Linked DNA regions of Homo sapiens: region 1 is linked to region 2. Evidence: read pairs that join two places in POLR2A ChIA-PET (ENCODE). Cell type or tissue: K562. All regions are shown on one strand.

The links. Peaks named below come from ENCODE experiments on the same cell type or tissue, not always from the same donor. Only the 100,000 strongest peaks of a DNase experiment are listed, where the experiment ranks them.
Region 1: POLR2A ChIA-PET joins it to region 2 with 6 read pairs; 15 of 35 experiments call an interaction of 5 or more read pairs at or near these places.

Annotation. Positions count from the first base shown.
Region 1 is chr11:65,021,526-65,024,025 of GRCh38, forward strand. ARL2 (ARF like GTPase 2) reads left to right here. Exons shown (of 5, transcript NM_001667.4): 5 at 196-659. The coding sequence ends at 330. The region is part of intron 3 of ARL2-SNX15 (ARL2-SNX15 readthrough (NMD candidate)); the gene reads left to right. Among named protein-coding and RNA genes, the nearest start is that of MIR6879, 4.3 kb to the left of the region's middle. In K562, no CTCF peak of the experiment used is centred here; a DNase peak (open chromatin) is centred at 1,499.
Region 2 is chr11:65,129,564-65,132,063 of GRCh38, forward strand. It overlaps SYVN1 (synoviolin 1), which reads right to left. Exons shown (of 16, transcript NM_172230.3): 7 at 1,907-2,033; 8 at 1,711-1,810; 9 at 1,569-1,634; 10 at 1,357-1,473; 11 at 1,097-1,260; 12 at 688-816; 13 at 439-612; 14 at 166-352. It overlaps MIR6751 (microRNA 6751), which reads right to left and starts at 415; the gene lies at 353-415. In K562, no CTCF peak of the experiment used is centred here; no DNase peak of the experiment used is centred here.

The sequences.
Region 1 (2,500 bases), 110 kb before region 2:
AACTGGACAGAGAGCCCAGGTGCCCCTGGGGTCTGACAAACTCTCCCTGGGACCGGCGGGGCTTCCTGGATGGGATGACATGGAGCAGGGCCTTGAGGAAGGCGTGGAGTTCCTCTGGGCTGGGGAGGGAAGGGGCTGACGGCAGGCAGGGTCTGCAGTCACTGGCCACCACCATCAGCACCTTTGTCCTCCCAGGTCCTGGAGCTGGACTCCATCCGCAGCCACCACTGGTGCATCCAGGGCTGCAGCGCCGTCACCGGGGAGAACCTGCTGCCGGGCATCGACTGGCTCCTGGATGACATTTCCAGCCGCATTTTCACAGCTGACTGAACCACTCCAGATGCCCCCCACCTAGCAGTCCAGGTCCCTCAACCTTCACCAAACACTACCCATGGGGGGTTGGGAGTCAGCCGGCCAAACTAACACTCCCCCTCCTCCACCCCAGCCTGCTGCTGCTACTGCTGCCCGCTGCTGCTCTGTGGCCACCCGGCTCCCATGGCGGGAGGGCTGTGCCCTGGCTGTCTCTCTGGCTCCTGACCTGGCCTTTGGCTACCATACCAAGAAGAGAGGGCTGGGCGGGGAGGAGCTGCTACTGCTGCTACCGAGGCTGTGGGCCTCATCCTTCACTCAGTTGTGAAATAAACCGCTCCTTGCCCCGATTCCTGGCTGAGTCATTTGTTGATTCAACAGCGTTAGAGACCACCTGGGACCCTCAATCTAGCAGGGGACAGAAAGGAATGGATCATTGGAGTCGATGGTGAACTGTGGCTATGTCAAAGGGATGCAGAAAAAGTTATAGAAGCATGGGACACGGTGCAACTGATTCCATCTGCAGGCTTCCTAAAGGAGGTCACATTAAAGCTGGGAGTAAAGCGCGAGTAGTTTTCTAGGTAGAGGAAGGGGAAGACAGTTCACCAGGGGAAATCCAACTCTCATAGGTATGAATTAGAAAAACAGACACAGCTGCAGACCAGGGCTCCAACTTTTTGCATGGAACATGGGCTGAAATTCAGCTCCCAATTCTCTGTTGCAGCCAGGAACCCATGTGCAGTGGACAACCTGAACAGCTGTACAAGGCCAGCACAGATTCAGGCAGAGGGGATCACAGGACAGGCATGATGAGCAAGGGCTCCGGCTGGGCGCGGTGGCTCACCTGTAATCCCAGCACTTTGGGAGGCCAAGATGGGCGGATCATGAAGTCAGGAGATCAAGACCATCCTGGCTAACACGGTGAAACCCCGTCTCTACTAAAAATACAAAAAATTATCCGGGCGTGGTGGCGGGCGCCTGTAGTCCCAGCTACTCGGGAGGCTGAGGCAGGAGAATGGCGTGAACCCGGGAAGACGGAGCTGGCAGTGAGCCGAGATTGCGCCACTGCACTCCAGCCTGGGTGACAGAGCGAGACTCTGTCTCAAAAAAAAAAAGCAATGGCTCTTGGGAAATGGGGAGGTGCATAGAGTCATGTGTAGGAGAGAGTGCAGCCAGAGGGTGGGAGGGGGGCCACATCAGGCAGGGGTAACTGAGGCCTTCCCTGAAGGCTACAGGAACTCAGAAGCAGTGCCAGGTTGGGAAAGGATAGGAAATGAGGCCACCCCAGGGGTCCAATCCAAGTGGCAAAACTGGCAGATGTTTTCATGGCACAGGGTCCTAGCAGCTGCTTACTCTGCAGGGTTCTGTGTGAAGGGGTGGCCTGTCCCTCCACACCTGTGGGTATATCTCGTCAGGTGGGACGAGAGACTGAGAAAAGAAATAGGACACAAAGTATAGAGAAAGAAAAGTGGGCCCAGGGGACCGGCGCTCAGCATACCAAGGACCCACACTGGGACCGGTCTCTTAGTTTCTTCAGTTTTTATTGATTATTACTTTCACTATCTCAGCAAGAAGAATGTGGTAGGAGAGCAGGGTGATAATAGGGAGAAGGTCAGCAAAAAAACGTGAGCAAAAGAATCTGTGTCATAATTAAGTTCAAGGGGAGGTACTATGCCTGGATGTGCACGTAGGCCAGATTTATGTTTCTCTCTGCCCAAACATCTCAGTGGAATAAAGAATAACAAGGCAGCATTGCTGCCAACATGTCTTGCCTCCCACCATAGGGCGGTTTTTCTCCTATCTCAGAATTGAACAAATGTACAATCTGGTTTTATACCGAGACATTCAGTTCCCAGGTGCAGGCAGGAGATAGTGGCCTTCCTCTATCTCAAGTGCAAGAGGCTTTCCTCTTTTACTAACCCACGTCAGCACAGACCCTTTATGGGTATCGGGCTGGGGGACGGTCAGGTCTTTCTCATCCCACGAGGCCATATTTCAGACTCTCACATGGGGAGAAACCTTGGACAATATCCGGCTTTCCAGGACAGAGGTCCCTGCAGCTTTCCACAGTGCATTGTGCCCCTGGTTTATTGAGACTAGAGAATGGCGATGACTTTTACCAAGCATACTGCCTGTAAACATTTTGTTAACAAGGCACGTCCTGCACAGCCCTAGACCTTAAACCTTGATT
Region 2 (2,500 bases):
TAAAGGCACCAGGAGTTACCAAGAACTCCTGGAGACCCTTGGTGGGCCTGTAGATAGGCAGCCTGAATTGGCAGGTGTCAAAGGCCAAGAACCACTGCTGGGGACCTCTTGGCAGCTCCACTCCTGACCCACCAAACCCACTCTGCTTCCCCTGTACAGACACACCCCAAGGAGGCCAGCACGGTGAGGTACTGGTTGATCTGCAGCATGGCGGCGTCCAGCAGTGTGTGGATGTTACGCAGGCTCTGCAGCCGGGCCTCCAGGTGCTGCCGCTCATGGCCCTCCAGAGCTCGTAGCTCCTCTGGGGTCAGCCCAGCAAAGCCCGCAGGGGGCACAGGCATTGGGGGGAAGGCTGGAGAGAGAGAGGCTCAGTCTGGGCTGCTGGGGCCAGACACCAACCTCACCCCCAAGAAGAACCCAGAGAGTGGCCCAGCTTACCAAAGGGTGGAGGCAGGGGCATACCCATCCAGGGAGGAGGGAAGGGGAAACCAGGGGCAGGGCCAGCCTCTGGGGCAGAGCCAGAGCCTGGGCCAGATGCTGTGGCAGAAGCAGCAGTAGCACTGGTGCCAGCAGCTGTGGTTGTAGCTGCTCCACTGGGCCGAGAAAGGGCTGCTGAAGAGCAGGAACGAAGTCAGTGAGTGTTCCATCCCTGCCGCCCCCTGGCTGTCACAGTACCCAAAGGCTCACCTGCACTGGTGGATGGAGGAGCCACAGCCTCTCCTGAGCTGGGGGGAGGCGGGACAGGTGGAAAGGGGCCCATGGGGGGCCACAGTGGGAACATGCCTGGAGGAAAAGGAGGCAGGAGGCCCTGGGGGACTGCAGAGAGAAGACGGAGGTAAGGAAAGGGCCAAATGGACACAGACCCAACTCCCAGGCAGGGGGCCTGGCTATTGAGAGCTCTGTCCTATTCCCACAGGCCCTCAGCCCAGCACTGGTCACACTGACTGCAAGCATCTATTTCTCATCTTTTAATCCCTCCCTGGCCCAGACTGAGATTCTGGAGGGCAGGGACTCTCCAATTTCCCAGCATCTTCCACATCCAGCCCAGGGCAAGTATCCAGTGGTATGCCGGGTGGCCAGACAAGGGGATACTCACAGTTGGGGGGCTGAGGCAAGAGTGGTGGGGGGTGGGGGGCAGGGGGTGGCCCCTGATCCGCAGGCTCCGGGGGTGGTGGTGACTGCGCTGGCAGCGATGCACGAAGGACATCCATACGGCAGGTGGGGCAGGTCTGCTGCCGCTGGAACCAGGAGCGCAGGCAGCTGCGGGTCAAGGCCAGGCAGAGGTCAGCAGGTCCCTAGGGGCCTGCCTTCTGGGGCCTGTGCCCTGCTGTGCAGGCTCCCCAGGGCCCCTCCCACCTGGTATGGAAAATGTGGTTGCAGGGCAGTCTCTTGGCACCAGTCACCATCTCTTCTCGGCAGATGATGCAGACATTGTCCATTGCCTGGAGCTCCTCTGGGGTGGCATCTGGATACCTGGTTAGGATGACAGGGGCTGTATCAGGTCCAGAGCTGGAAGCAGAGGGACCCAGGACCGAGCTTGGGACAGCAGCCATGACAAGCCTACTTACAGGGTGTTCATGTTGCGGATGGCTCGGCGAGACATGATGGCATCTGTCACAGCTTTCTTGAACTGTCTGAAAGGACAGTCAGTGAAAGCAGGAGAAGGGACGGGATCAGGTCAGGAGGATCGGGGGACAGGGCCGGGCTCACCTCATGGCCAGGTACATGGGCCGGATGGCAAAGAGTGGGAAGGTGTGCACCTTGATCATGATGGTCATGAAGGCCATGTACAGCAGAACCTTGATGAAGCCTGAGGGGAGGGGATGCAGAAAGCAGCAGGTCACAGGGCCAGGAGGCAGAGTGGAGGATGCTGGTCCAGATCAGGAGAGGCCCAGGCCCCTCTCACCTGTAAACAGCTCTGTGTAGAGCATGTACACAGCCTTGTTGTCCCAGGGGTTCTCACTCTGGAGGTCCACGGAGTGCAGCACATACTTGATGAAGATGGTGAGCACCATCGTCATCAGGATGGCATACTGAAGGGAGAGGGGGACGAGGGGGATGTAAACACATAGCTCCCCCTTGCTGCACCCACATTGCTCCCCAAGGCCTCTGCACAGCAGGTGCAGTGGTACAATCACAGGCTCTAGACACACCCAGGGTCCTCCTAGCCCCTCCACTTACTAGCTGTGACTTTTGGCAACTCAGTGAACCTCAGTTTACTTATCTATAAAATGACATAATTAACTGTTCCTTTATAACAGTATTGTCTTGCTGAATAAGAGATGCAGGTCAGGAGCTCAGCATAGGGCCTGGTGTGAAATTCGCACTCAACAAATATGAGCTGTTGTCACTGAACACATTCTCTCTCTGCCAGGGACACGCCTCCAGTTGTCCATGGAACTAATCCTCTCCTGTCCATTACCAGCTAGCTCCGGCACGAGCCTCCAGGAACCCTCTCCTGAGCCCCAGGTTGGGGCTCCTCCTCTGTCCTAGCCTCTTT